Linked DNA regions of Homo sapiens: region 1 is linked to region 2. The links are chromatin contacts, found by Hi-C or POLR2A ChIA-PET in ENCODE. All regions are on one chromosome and are shown on one strand. The core of a region is the stretch at or near the end of the contact, and the rest is flanking DNA. Distances in the headings are between cores, read along the strand shown.

The links. Hi-C counts contacts between places; a loop is a spot of excess contacts on that map. ChIA-PET counts read pairs that join two places held with the same protein, here RNA polymerase II (POLR2A). Pooled maps may share reads with other maps.
Region 1: a loop to region 2 is called in a map of naive thymus-derived CD4-positive, alpha-beta T cell, with 26 times the contacts of the local background. The contact joins the promoter of PSMD4 here to the promoter of SF3B4 in region 2. A Hi-C loop is called at or near these places in 1 of 168 maps with a recorded cell type or tissue (naive thymus-derived CD4-positive, alpha-beta T cell) and 4 of 50 pooled maps. POLR2A ChIA-PET finds 5 or more read pairs at or near these places in 1 of 52 experiments (activated CD8-positive, alpha-beta memory T cell).

What each region holds. Positions count from the first base shown.
Region 1 is chr1:151,250,200-151,257,607 of GRCh38, forward strand. It overlaps PSMD4 (proteasome 26S subunit ubiquitin receptor, non-ATPase 4), which reads left to right and starts at 4,535. Exons shown (of 10, transcript NM_002810.4): 1 at 4,535-4,609. The coding sequence starts at 4,584. RefSeq lists an enhancer at 4,427-4,616 and a silencer at 4,657-4,796.
Region 2 is chr1:149,926,553-149,933,837 of GRCh38, forward strand. SF3B4 (splicing factor 3b subunit 4) reads right to left here and starts at 1,251. Exons shown (of 6, transcript NM_005850.5): 1 at 1,174-1,251; 2 at 614-742; 3 at 1-366. The coding sequence starts at 1,207. MTMR11 (myotubularin related protein 11) reads right to left here. Exons shown (of 17, transcript NM_001145862.2): 9 at 7,058-7,146; 10 at 6,854-6,978; 11 at 5,712-5,778; 12 at 5,392-5,462; 13 at 4,708-4,874; 14 at 4,240-4,413; 15 at 3,813-3,995; 16 at 3,071-3,364; 17 at 2,099-2,765. The coding sequence ends at 2,577. RefSeq lists enhancers at 1,048-1,427, 2,562-2,631.

The sequences.
Region 1 (7,408 bases), core at 3,285-5,784, 1.3 Mb after region 2:
GCTGGAGAATTGCTTGAACCTGGGAAGCAGAGGTTGCAGTGAGCGAAGATTGCGCCAGTGCACTCCAGCCTAGGCGACTGAGACTGTCTAAAAAAAAAAAAAAAAAAAAGGAGCGGTGAGGTTCATTCTGAGGCATGAAGATAGGGAACCTTTGGAGAGAAGCAGTTAAGCAAACAGCTGCTTTTCATACCACTATTCCCTATCTTGTTAAGGGCACTCCAAATATTTATATAGCAGCTAATGAGCAATGCATGGAGTAGATGGAGATCAAAGAAATAATTGTCCTTCAAAAGTTTCTAGTTTCCAGGAGGAACACAAATCACAAAAACAATATGTTATATGTGAGACAGCTACTTAAGCTCTCTGAAGGTGGCACAGAACATAAAAGGGGGAAAAATTAGCAGTTACGTGCGAAAGAAGTGTTAAGAGAATGTTTCACTTCAGCACAAGGACCTAGATGCATGAGAATGGTCTGTTTTTGAGAACAAGGAAGAGATCATGATGAGAATATTGGAATAAGTATAGTTAGAGGCAATATTGGGAACCCTGAAATATTTTTTGCCCCAATAGGATGTGATACAAAATAATTGAGAGACTAACAAAGTTCCATCAGAATTAAACAGAGGATTGGCCAAGTCCAGTGGCTCACACCTGTAATCCCAGCACTTTGGGAGGCCAAGATGGGTGGATCACTTGAGGCCAGGAGTTCAAGAGCAGCCTGGCCAACAATGCGAAACACCATCTCTACTAAAAATACAAAAATTAGGCCAGGCGCGGTGGCTCACGCTCGTAATCCCGGCACTTTGGGATGACGAGGCGAGCAGATCATCTGAGGTTGGGAGTTCGACCAACAGGGAGAACCAGCATGACCAACATGGAGAAAACCCATCTTTACTAAAAATACAAAAAATTAGCTGGGCGTGGTGGGTGCACGCCTGTAATCCCAGCTACTTGGGATGCTGAGGCAAGACAATCGCTTGAACCTGAGAGGCAGAGGTTGCGGTGAGCCAAGATCGAGCCCTTGCACTCCAGCCTGGGCAGCAAGAGTGAAACTCCTTCTCAAAAAAAAAAAAAAAAAAAAAAAATTAACCGGGCATGGTGGCGGGCGCCTGTAATCCCAGCTACTCGGGAGGCTGAGACAGGAGAATCGCTTGAACCCAGGAGGCAGAGGTTGCAGTGAGCTGAGATTGCACCATTCATTGCACTCCACCCTGGCAACAGAGTGACACTCCATCTCAAAAAAAAAAAAAAAAAAAAAAAGAAGAAAGAAAAAGCAAGTACTTGGATTGGAAGAGGAATGGGGGATTCTCAAAGTTTCTTTTCATTTTTCTTTTCTTTTTCTTTCTTTCTTTCTTTTTTTTTTTTTTTTTTTTGAGACAGATTTCACCATGTTGGCCAGGCTGGTCTCAAACTCCTAGCCTCAAGTGATCCGCTCACCTCGGCCTCCCAAAGTGCTGGGATTACAGGCGTGAGCCACTGCATTCGGCCCAGATTCTCAAAGTTTTGAATTTGATTTTCCCACAGCCCCAGCCAGTCCTCCTTTTGTCTGGATAAGGAGAAAACTTTTTTCCCTAATAGGAATTGGAGGTTAACATGTTTTAGGCATAAATGTTCTGCATCCCTGACCTTGTCACTCAGAGTGTACTCAAAACTACTGAATGGGTGGTGTAGATAATCCTCTTATGATCAGAGGGTCCCTCTAGCGGTGAGCAGCGACTAGTGCTTATTCTCTAGCTATATGCTCTAATTTATATTCAGATACAAGTAGGGTCTATTAGTGTAAAACTTCTAACTAAAAGAGAAATTAAAATCATAGGATAATAAAGTTGGAAATCGTCATCTGGTCTGATATTTTACCCTTAAGCATGTCAATCTCAGCTATTCTGAGATGTATTCAGAGATGAAGTCTCATTCTTTATTAGTTTTGTTTTTCTTTTTTTGAGACGGAGTTTCACTCTTGTCGCGCAGGTTGGAGTACAATAGCACGATCTCGGCTCACTGCAACCTTTTCCTCCCGGATTCAAGTGATTCTCCTGCCTCAGCCTCCAGAGTAGCTGGGACTATAGGCACCCACCACAATGCCCGGCTAATTTTTGTATCTTTAGTAGGATGGGATTTCACCATGTTGGCCAAGATGTTCTCGATCTCCTGAACTTATGATCCGTCCGCCTCGGCCTCCCAAAGTGCTGAGATTTCCCAGCCTTGGTTTTCTTTTTTAGTCTTGCTCTGTTACCCAGAGCAATCTCAGCTCACTCTAGCCTTGACTTTCTGGGCTCAGGCGACTTTCCTACCTCAGTCTCTCAAGTAGCTGGGACTACAGGCTGGCACCATCACAATCAGCTAATTTTTGTATTTTTTTGTAGCGACGGGGGTATCCAGGCTGGTCTCGGACTCCCAACCTCAAGTGATCTGCCCACCTCGGCCTCTCAGTGCTGGGATTACAGGCGTGAGCCACCGTGCCCAGCTGGCCTTCTTTTTTTCATTATGGGAATTTCCAAACCAAAAGTAGAGTAGTATGGTGAACCACTATGTACACATAACCCAGCCTCAATAATTATCAACATAAATAAGACCAGCGTGGCCGGGTGCAGTGGCTCAAGCCTGTAATCCCAGTTTTCGGAGGCTGAGATGGGAGGCCAGGAGTTAGAGGTTGCAGTGAGCTATGTATGATTGCACCACTGCTGCACTCCAGCCCAGTGAGACCTTGTCTCTTTTGTTTTACTTTGAGACCCTGTCTCAAAAAACAAAACTATTTGTTTCTTCCAGAGGATTAAGTTAAATCCCAAACTTCATATACTTTTTTTATCTATGAATACAACATATAACCCTTAATAAAGCCTACTTTTATAAGGGTGATAACTTTAACACTATTATCATGCCTAAAAAAATTGCTTAATATCAAATATCCAGCTGATGTGATGGCTCACGCCTGTAATCCCAACACTTTGAGACTTTTTTTTTTTCAGAGATGGGGTCTGGCTATGTTGCCTACGCTGGTCTCGAACTCATGCGCTCAAGCCATCCTCCCACATCAAAAAATTAAAAACAAATTAGCTGGGCTTGGTGGCATGCACCTATAGCCCCAGCTACTCAGGAGGCTGAGGCAGGAGGATGGCTTGAACCCGGGAGGTGGAGATTGCAGTGAGCCGAGATCAGGCCACTGCACTCCAATCTGGGCAACAGAGCGACACCCTGTCTCAAACAATAAAACTTTGTAGAGACGGAGTCTGGCTGTGTTGTCCAGGCTGGTCTCAGACTCCTAGCCTGAGTTGATCCTCCTGCCTGGGCCTCCCAAAACGCTGGGATTATAAAACCTAAGCCATTGCATCAGGCCTTGAATGTAATTTTTGATTAACCAAAACGGTTTAGTGGTTTGTTCTTTGGCAGATTAGTTAATATAATTGAGTTGTCAAATCTTTTCCGGGCTCTGTACTGGGCTTAGGGAATTGTAAAGATTAAGACACGTTGCCGGCCAGGTGTGGTGGCTCACGCCTGTAATCCCAGCACTTTGGGAAGCTGAGGTGGGTGGATCATCTGAGGTCAGGAAATCGAGACCAGCCTGGCCAACATGGTGAAACCTCGTCTCTACTAAAAATACAAAATTAGCCGGGCATGGTGGAATGCCCCTGTAGTCCCAGCTACCTGGGAGGCTGAGGCAGGAGAATCCCTGGAACCCAGGAGGTGGAGGTTGCAGTGAGCCGAGATCGAGCCACTGCACTCTAGCCTGGGTGAAAGAGCGAGACTCCTCCGTCTCAAAAAAAAAAAAAAAAAAAAAAAAAAAAAAAAAAAAAAAGGCACGTTGCCCACCCTTAGTTAAACGAGGGAGGAGATAAATATACAAATAAATTCAATTGAAGGGTATAAGGGCTTGTTGAATTAAAATTCTACAGGGAACTGAGGGCTGTAGAAAGTCATTAGCGATCCCGACACTTTTTTTTTTCTTTTTTTGAGACGGAGTCTCACTCTGTCCCCCAGGCTGGAGTGCAGTGGCGCGATCTCGGCTCACTGCAATCTCTGCCTCCCGGGTTCAAGTAATTCTCCTGCCTCAGCCTCCCGAGTAGCGGGGATTACAGGCGTGCGCCACCATGCCCGGCTAATTTTTTGTATTTTTAGTAGAGACAGGGTTTCACCATGCTGGCCAGGCTGGTCTCGAACTCCTGACCTCGTGATCCGCCCGCCTTGGCCTCCCAAAGTGCTGGGCTAACAGGCGTGAGCCACCGCGCTCGGCCGATCCCGACACTTTTTTAAAATGCCGAAGCCGGAATCGACACAGCACTTTCAAAGGTTCCTCCATAGCTCCCCTGAGATCCGGCCAGCGGGAAACCCCAACTGAGAACTGCAATGGCAGGGAAAGTGGAGGCTAGATCCTGTTTTTTGTGTTACCGCGATTCCCTTCAACTACCCTCAAGACGCCTACAAATTTGTTTGGCGGCACCTACAACTCCCAGAACGCAACGTGGGGGACGGAGGCGGAAGCAGCTGGCCAAGCCGAGGTCTGTGATTGGTGAAGAGCGACGGGCCAATTGGAGGAGTTGTTGTTAGGCCGTCCCGGAGACCCGGTCGGGAGGGAGGAAGGTGGCAAGATGGTGTTGGAAAGCACTATGGTGTGGTGAGGAGCTACTTCGGGGCAGGAGGGGCAGAGCTGGGTTCCGGGCGCGTGTAGCGCCAAGGCAGGGAGGGCCTGGGGTGGGGGCCAGGGGCTCATGGGCGAGAGGCGGCCCTGGCCCCGGAGGTAAGGAGCCCGCTGGACTCCCTGAGTCATCCCGGGGCCCTGGAGTGGCGGATAGTCCCGGGTTACCACTGTTACCCCCAGGGGGACGGTCATTGACTGGTCATTCCTGCTTCCTTTCTCTGTTCTAGCGCCGTCTTCTCTAGAGCAGCCCGGGTCTGTCTTTAGCTACAGTTCTGCTTTTCGGACTCATCGTAATAGTTTTCTGCCCTCCTTTCTTTGCAAAATAACGTCTATTAGGAAAATAGATTATTAATCCCTTCCTCTCCCCATTCCCTCGTCTCTAACTTCATTACCTTTCCCTGTATCATCTTCAAAGGTACCATTTACAGATTGCTTTTTATGTATCAGTCATTTTGTTTATCTCACTTATACCTCACAACCACACCTTAAGGTAAATTATCTCTCCATTTTACGGTTCAGGATACCGAGTCTCAGCGATTTTAAGTGATTTGTCCAAAATCATACAGCTAGTTAAGTGGTGGAGTCAAGATTTAAACCCACGGCTGTCTGACACAAAGGCTTTATCCGGTGAGGTAGCTCTCTTTGTCAGTTTCAGGCTTGGGCTGAGTACCTATTACGAGTCACATTAGAAGAGGAGGACATAAATTTTTGCAGGGTTTCAAGAGTTCCTTCTAAGTGTAATCACTGAATGTAATACAGAATAGTTGACGAACACAAATCACCGATTGGGTGAAACAGGCACCTATGAGATTTCTTCTTTTTATTTTCTCGGGGGAGCATAGCATTGCCAGATAACATACAGGATGCCCAGTGAAATTTGAGTTTCAGATAAACGATGAATAATTTTTTTTTGAGACGGTCTCGCTCTGTCTCCCGGACTGGAGTGCAGTGGCCCAGTCTGGCTCACTGCAGCCTCCGCCTCCCTGGTTCAAGTGATTCCCAGTGATTGAACTAATTTACACTTGCACCAACGATAGAACAGTGTTCTCTTTTCTCGCAACCTTGCCAGCATCTGTTATTTTTTTAGTTTTTAGTAATAGCCATTCTGACTGGTGTTAGGTGGTATCTCGTTGTGGTTTTGATTTATTTGCATTTCTCTAATGATCAGTGATATTGAGGTTTTTTTAATAGGCTTGTTGGCTGTATGTATATCGTCTTTTGAAAAGTGTCTGGCTGGGGCGTGGCTCAGGCCTGTAATCCCAGCACTTTGGAAGGCTGAAGTGGGTGTATCACCTGAGGTCAGGAGTTACTGACCAGCCTGGCCAACATGGTGAAACCCCATCTCTACTAAAAATACAAAAATTAGCCAGGCGTGGTGGTGGACGCCTGTAGTCCCAGCTACTCCAGAGGCTGAGGTGGGAGAATCGTTTGAACCCCGGAGGTGGAGGTTGCAGTGAGCCGAGATGGCGCCACTGCACTCTAGCCTGGGCGACAGAGTGAGACTCCCTCTCAAAAAAAAAAAAATAATAATAAAATAAATAAATAAATAAATAAATAAATAAAAATAAAGTGTCTGATGTCTGTTCATGTCCTTTGCCCACTTTTTTTTTTTTTTTTCTCTTTGAGAAGGAGTTTTGCTCTTGTTGCCCAGGTTGGAGTACAGTGGCGCCATCTCAGCTCACTGCAACCTCCGCCTCCCTGGTTCAAGTGATTCTCCTGCCTCAGCCTCCTGAGTAACTGGGATTACAGGTGCCCGCCACCACGCCCAGCTTTTTTGTATTTTTGGTAGAGACGGGGTTTCATCATGTTGGCCAGGCTAGTCTCAAACTGCTGAGCTCAGGTGATCCACCCGCCTCAGCCTCCCAAAGTGCAGGGATTACAGGCGTTGAGCCACTGTGCCCGGCTCCTTTGCCCACTTTTTTTTTTTTTCGCTCTTATTGCCCAGGCTGGAGTGCAATGACACAATCTCAGCTCCCCGCAACCTTCGGCTCACCGCAACCTCCGCCTCCCGTGTTCAAGCGATTCTCCTGCCTCAGCCTCCTTAGTAGCTGGGATTACAGGCATGCGCCACCACGCCCAGCTAATTTTGTGTTTTTAGTAGAGACCAGGTTTCTCCATGTTGGTCAGGCTGGTCTCGAACTCCCACCCTCAGGTGATCCGCCCGCCTCAGCCTCCCAAAGTGCTGGCATTATAGGCGTGAGCCACTGTGCCCGGCCGGTCTTCCAGGATTTTTATAGTTTTGGGTTTTACCTTGTCTTTAATCCATCTTCAGTTAATTTTTGTGTATGGTATAAGAAAGGAGTCCAGCTTCAATCTTCTGCATATGGCTAGCCTAGCCAGTATCCCCAGTTATTGAATAGGGACTCTTTTTCCTCACTGCTTGTTTTGTCAGCTTTGTCAAAGAATAGATGGTCATAGGTGTGCGGCTTTATTTCTAGACTCTCTATTCTGTCCCATTGGTCTCTGTGCCTGTTTTTGTACCAGTGCCATGCGGTTTTGGTTATTGTAGCCCTAAGTAATAGTTTGAAGTTGGGTAAAGTTGCCTCCAGCTTTGTTCTTTTAGCTTAGGATTGCCTTGGCTTTTCTGGCTCTTTGTTGGTTCCATATGAATTTTCAAATAGTTTTTTCTAGTTCTTTGAAGAATGTTTTTGGTAGTTTGATAGGAGTAGCATTGAATCTGTAAATTGCTGTGGGAAGAATGGCCAATTTTAATTAATTAATTAATTAATTTATGAGACAGAGTCTTGCTCTGTCTCCCAGGCTGGAGTGCAGTGG
Region 2 (7,285 bases), core at 1-2,500:
CATAAGATACGGTGATAGGACGGTTACAGAGGTACTGCCCATTCATGGCTTCAATTGCTGCATCCGAAGCATCAAATGAAGCAAAATTAATAAAGGCATAACCTTTGGAGTTGCCTGTGTCAGGGTCCCGCATAATTTTGGGGGTTTGTAAGATGACCCCAAAGGCGCTGAAAGTATCATAAAGCAACTTCTCATCAATCTCAGGGTCCAGGTTCCCAATGAAAATGTTGGCCCCTACATCCAGGTTTTTGTTGTGAGCTGATGCTTTGTTCACCCGTATTGGCTTCCCATAGAGTTTGATCATGTTCATGATCTTAATGGCATAGTCAGCATCTTCCTCACTCAAGAATTCCACAAAGCCATAGCCTGGAAAAGTGGAGAAGAGGAGGTTAACAACGTAAGTAAAGAGACTGAAAATGGGGTAAAATTCATCTACCCTCTAATCACAAAGAACAAGAAAGAAACAACATCACTTTACTTAAGAATGGTTCCAGAAATAAACTGAAGAGAGGCTTAAAAGAAAAAAATCTTTAGGTTGCTCATGTTATTCCAAAACAGTTGTGAATACTGCTGGGACCCTCCGGGAGCAATTCGCCCCTTGTCATGTACTCACCTTGGTGCTGGCCAGTGACTCTATCCTTTGGCATGTGGGTGTTGACTACTGGTCCAGCCTGGAGAAACAGTTCCCACAGCAGCGGTTCACTAACCTTCTCATCCAGGCCCCCCACGTACACAGTGGCATCTTGAAGGGAGGGAGCAAAAAGAGCAAGCGTGAGAGTGTAACGGGAAGGAAGGAAGTGATGGAAACATGAAGATGGAACCCAACCAGGGGAACTGGGGACCGCGGTAGGGGACAGGAGCAAAAAAAAAAGTTTAAACCCTTAAACTTCTCTCTTCCCAGGACTTCGGGAATCCTCTGAAGTCTAATTTAGTATTGTGAGTGGGTTTTTTTGATTTTTTGAGTGAGAAGTCAGCAGGGGACCGGACTTAAGTATCACACCCAGAGGCCTCAGCCAGCACCCGGCCACCCCGCCCCCAACAGGCAGAGGGCCGGTCTCGCGCCCTCTGGGGAAGGGAGGAGTCCAGTCTCCCACCCCTGCAGAGACACTGCTGGCTGTAGTCGGGGCCTCCTAGCCACGCTGAGCCCATTCCAGACTTTCCCCCTCCAGTTACCCTGATTCCGCTCGGAGATCGGCCCGGCAGCCATGGCGAAAGAGATCCCGCCGTCTCCCAGCAGCGGTTCCGCCTTCTGACCTCAGCACGACTTCCACTTCCGGGGCGAAGACGGACGTAGCGGTGGGCGGGGCCGCGGAAGAGGAGGTGCCTGGAAGCGGCTGCAGCCATCTTAGGAGCCTCCGAAACTTAACCTGGGTCGGGCGGTAGAGTCCTCGGCTCGCGTCCTGAGGTGCCGCTGCTAGTTGTCTTAGCGAGGAGGGCGGAACGGAAACGCTCAGGCCCTCTTAATGCACTGCTAGACTTGAAAGAATCACACTGCTCTCAAAAGTGTAAATTCGAAAGCTAAAAGAACAAAAATTTCAGTTTTAATATATTTTGTGGACAGTGATTCTTCTTCTGTTGTCCAGAGAAGGATGTGCTGAAGAGTTCCCCCCAACCCGAGGACTTGGGGGCTTTCAGGCGCAGAGGGAGCCTTCCCTCTCGCCTGCAGCCTTCTTGCAGATTTGGCCTCACAACCCTGATTTGGGCTGGAGGTATTTGGTTTTCCCTCAGGGGAGGAGACTGCGAAATGTCTGAGCTTAGAGTGACGTCTGCGCTCACCTCGTCCTAATTGCATGGGGAGGGTGAGGGCTGCTCCGCGTTGGTGTGTGACCACAGCTGAGGGGTGGATGGGATCGGAGCTCTAGAGTCTGGATCTCTAGAACACTCTGGCCCCATCTGCCTCTAAATGGGAGACACACACAAGAGAACCCTTTCCCCAAATTGCACTTGAATTTTGCAGAGCCTCACCAAACCCAGTTCCCCTATTTCCTTAGCAATAATATGGTGGATGCCTTCCTCTCTTGGGTCATACACCCCTTTTACCCACCACTTTCCTACCTAGGAGAATCCTTTATTCAAACACAAGAAACAATGCCAGCAATGTGTATAAATACTATGCTTTAATGAGCCCCTTAAATAGAAATTCCACTACAAAAATACAGAGGAGATAGGGTGTTTCCTGTATCCGCCTCATTCCCATAGAAAACTATAAGGGAAGAAATAGAACTTGGAATTAAAGCAGCAGCAAGGCGAGGTGAGAATGCGATTTCTAGGCCATCTTGTTGGGACTGATGAACAGCATCTCTGATCTCATGATTTAACATCTGGTTATCCAGAAGGGATGGGATTGGCCTAAAAAAACCGATCAATTTCTGGATTGTTTTTGTTTCTTAATCCTTCAAATGACAAGAAGCAAAAATATTTGTAGAAACTAAGCAAGACAAGAGTTGGAGCAGTTAACACCACTATCTGCAGCAGAAACTCAGACCTTCTTAGTGAACTTAAGGGCTGAAGTGTGAAAGCTGAGGCTGCAAGTGCAGATACAAAAAAAAAAAAAAAAGATTAGACAGAACCCTCCTCTACCCCAGATCCCCCTCTGCCCTGCCTTTGAGAATGCCAGCAATTTCAGTGGGATTGAGAATGGTATGTGGATCTCTTTTCTTGGAGTGATCCTCAGGAGATATTCTTGGTGTCCATTTCCGTAATAACTCCTGAAGATGGGATAGCTCATCCTGGAGGCCAGAGATTGTGGGAGCTGAGAGGCCCATCTGGGGAGGAGGCAAAGAGGAACAGAGAAGAATACTGTTGTAGCTCTGGCCCCCTGCTTCTCTGCTACTTCTGGTGTCTTTAATTCTGTTTCCCCTTTCAGCTATGCCCTAAATTCCACTTAATCTAAGCCACAAGCACTTTCCCGCACCTCCTACACTCCCAAACCTTGTTTGATGCCAAGAGGAGTAGAACTTCACTTCCCAGACTCCCAGAGGCTTCAGCTCCTTGCCTTTCCAGCTCCTGTTCATCTGGTTCAGCAGAGTCAAGTCCCTTGTCCCACTCCCAGTCTATTTTCCCTTCTTACCTGGACCTCAGGCCTTCCCCTCAGGTAGCAGCGTCTCCAGAGCCTGATCTGGGGTCCCAGATACCCAGGCAGCAGCAGCCCTGGAGGTAAAGGGCAAGCTCCCCAATGTGAGGGGAGACCCCATTCCTGGTCAGCCAGGCTTTCAGAGGAGATAGCAGGTCGAGGGAGCCAACGAGAAGAGACTGCCAGCAGGGAAGGACTGTCCCGCCAAGGACAGAGCTGATTCAGGGGGGTCAATGCTCCTCTAGAGAAGAGCCACACAGAACTGGGGGGTCCAGGAACCATGAAGCTTGGCTAAAAGGAAAAGAAAATCAACTGGCAACAGAGAGACCAGATAACCCTAGTTTCCCCAATCTGGATCAGGACAGGGTGTCCTGCTGCCACCCACTCACTGCACTGGTGACTAGAACTACAAGCCTCCCCATGAGAACTCTTCTACCCTCCTCATTAGGCTTCAACTAGGCCTCGGGACTGATTAAGGTTGATTTTAGGGCACCTTATGTGTGCACGAGACAGGAAGATGAGTAAACAGACTTGAGGAAGGACAAAAAGGGTGCCCTCTGTGCTATTCTAGGTCTTCTGTCTTCCTAGGGACACCCAGGGACTATAAGTGACAGCTGCAGAAGAGTAGTGGAGTAGCTTTCCCTAAGGAACTCAAGACATTTTGTCTTTCACTTCTCACTGTCTAGTAGCATGAGCCTGTGGGAACGTCAAGGGAATTTAGGAAGTTTAGACACTTCACCTGTGGTCTAGGGAGCCAGGAATCTGGACAGTGTTCTGGGTCATAGCCAGGATTCTGGAATTGTAGTATCTGTGCATTGCTATAACGTAAATCCCAGTCCCAGACAGACAGCTGCAGGTTAAAAGAGTTCCCAGCTGGAGGCTGGGAGTATCCTGGGGTGTAGACTTGTGTATAGGAGTTTAACTGGACAGAGGAAGCAAGAAAAAGGATGGTTACACACAATCCTCCCACATCTAGAGACAAATCATGAGATTCTCACCTCTTATTCTAGGAAAGATGTAGGGCAAAAGTCTCGTCCTGAAAATGAGAATAAATCTCCCCCTCCCCACTCACAGACCTCACTTCTCATAAAACAAATCAAGACCAAACTTCAGAGAGTACATCTCAATGGAAAAAAAAACACGAGTCAAAAATAGAAGTCACTGACCTGTCCGCTCTGCTTTCCGCGCTCCCAGGGGGTATTTCTCAGGAAGGTAAGGGTGTCAGGAACCCTGACACTGTCATGAAGAGCAAGAAGGAAAAACTCAGAGAATTCAAAATCAGCTGGAAACTGCTGGAGGAGCTGCCAGACACAATCAAGGAAGAGGAGAAACACCGGAGCCTGAAAAGAAATTAAGAGGTTGGAAGGGATTATTGGGACCCAAAGAGGGAGGATGACGAGATGATAAGGGAATGGGGAACACAGGGAATAGGGGGAACTTATGGAAGTCAGGGAATGAAAATCTGAATTGAGGGTAGCAGGGGCTTGTAAGGCCTCACTCATCAGGATCTTCGTCCCAGCCTAACCTCGGGGCCCTTCTGACCGGATTCACCTCCAATGGATTATACAAAATAATTTCTCATTCTCTTACTTCCTTAGTAATATGCCCCCGATGCCATCCCGAATCATTCTCACCTCTTCACTGGCCCCAGTTCCCCCAAGCCGAGTCAGGAAGGGATGTCCAGCTGCCACCCACTCTCGCTGTACTAGTGATTGGAAGCCAAACAGTGTTCGGGCTTCGGGGGCTGAAAGCAGCTGGACGAGTGAAGAGAGGAGGCCATTGAGATCACGATCACCGCGCTCTGGGTGATAAAGAGGAAGAAGGGACAAAGAAGAGGGGTCCAAGAAACTAGGGCAGAAGAGAATGAGAAGAGAAATACGGCAAGGAGAAGTGAGAGGCACAGAGGGGAAAGGTTTGGGGTAGGAGGATTGAGAAAGCACATAGAAGTGAAGAGAAAACAAAGACCTTGAATGATTCACTTCCTGGACTCCACCCGGATAGAAATACCCAGTTTCACATGTAAGGGGCAGAATCACAATTCTCAAACCAGCTTCCACACTGCCCTTCCCACCCCAACCCCAGTCTCCATCCGCTGATGGAAGGAAAGGAACAAAGGGGCTAAGACCATCCTAGTGTCAGGGACCACAAGTTGTGATGGGGAGGCAGAGGTAGCACTGAAGGATGAGAGTAGAGCTCGCAGGTAGTTCCCAGGAACAGGAGAGGAAGAAGCCTTATGGGTCTCCCTCCCTGAATGCAATCTGGTCAGGTGGGTAAAGAAAAGAGGCAAGGAATGGAATGGGCTTAACCAAGGAACTCACCTTGAAGTATTACAGAACGAACCCTGGATGTCACTAATACTGAAATGTCACTGGCCTTTCGAAGACAAGCCCTGGAGGAGCAGGTGAGGAAGAGGGAGGAAGAATGATAAGCCTAGGGGAATGGAGTGATTTTGATGGGTCATGGGATGGAATAAGGCCGACTCCAAATCCTACCCCTCCTCCTTCTAAAGAGCAGAAAATGGCAGTCTTCTTGGGAAACCGAGGAGAAGAACTAAAGAAAGGCCATTTAGGACCCCAAGTTAACAGAAGGTTGAGGAAGGTTGAATTATAAATGATGGCTAGAAGAAGCGAGGGAGTACCTGACATAGTCCAGCCATCGTGTTCCTTCCAGGGCTGAAAGCCATTTATCCTCAGCTACAGATGAATCTGATAGAGGGTAGAAAGATCAGAAGGGCAAGAGATTAGAACTCAGGATTCAGGATTCAGGTTGATAGCCTGCTGGGTTAAGAACAGGAATGAAAAGTAATTGTAAATGGCCAGGATGGTTTCTAAAATTAAACTGTGGTGATGGTTGTACAACATTGTAAATATAATAAAACTCACTGAATTGTATACTTCAGTGAAGGGTAAATTTTATGGTATGTACATTATGTCTCAATAAAGCTGTTTAAAGAATAAATTGGGGTCAAGAAGACAGGAAACCAGTGAGTCTGTGGGAGAGGTGGGAGAGGTGGGAGGTGAGTAGAAAACAGTCTCACTGGCCGGGCACGACGGCTTGTGCCTGTAATCCCAGCGCTTTAGGAGGCCTTGGTGGGTGGATCATCTGAGGAGTTTGAGACCAGCCTAGTCTAACACGGGGAACATGGTGAAACCTCGTCTCTACTAAAAATACAAAAATTAGCCAGGCATGGTGGCAGGCGCCTGTAATCCCAGCTACTCAGGAGGCTGAGGCAGGAGAATCGCTTGAACATGGGAGTTGGAGGTTGCAGTGAGCCGAGATCACGCCACTGCACTCCAGCCTGGGCCACAGAGGGAGACTCCGTCTCATCTGCCTTTTTTTTTTTTTTTAAGACAAGTTTCACTCTTGTCGCCCAGGCTGGAATGCAATGGCACATTCTCAGTTCACCCGCCTCCTGGGTTCAAGCGATTCTTGTGCCTCAGCCTTCCAAGTAGCTGGGATTACAGGCATCGGCCACCACACCCAGCTAATTTTGTGTGTGTGTGTATTTTTAGTAGAAACGGGGTTTCACCATGTTGGCCAGGTTGGTCTTGAACTCCTGCCCTCAAGTGATCTGCCCACCTCGGCCTCCCATAGTGGTGGGATTACAAGCGTGAGCCACCATGCCCAGCCGAGACTCCGTCTCAAGAAAAAAGAAAAGAAAAGAAAACGGGCTCATTGGACTAAAGAGCTACTCATCTACAGCAAGCAAAGGGTAAACCAGGTTAGGCTCAGCAGACCTAGGGGTGAGGGTGAGGGTTAGGGGTCAAAGGTTATTCTCACCAGGCAGGCAGAGGGCCCTCAGCCTCAGGTGGGCAAGTTGGACATCTGCAAGGCTGGGCAGCTCATCCATAGTGTCTACCAGGACAACATCTGAATGCCCAGCCTGGAGCATCAACTCCACTGCTCTGGAGGGGAGGGAGTCAGGAAATAAGGAGTCTACCCTGAGCACCTAACCCTTGATTCTTCTCATCAAGCCTCCCTCACCTGATATCCTCCTTGTTAGGGTCACTGGCTGTATAGAAGCCTCCACAGCGGAGAAGATCACTGCCCCCAGGGTGATGCCAGGACAAGCGCTTCACATGGGGCAGAAGAGGGTCATTGTGGGAGAAATGCCTAGCTCCACGCTACCCTTGCCCCCACACTGACCTCACAGAGGTTCCTCCCTCCACGATGTCCCTGGCCCACATGACCCTCTAATCCACAGCCATTACC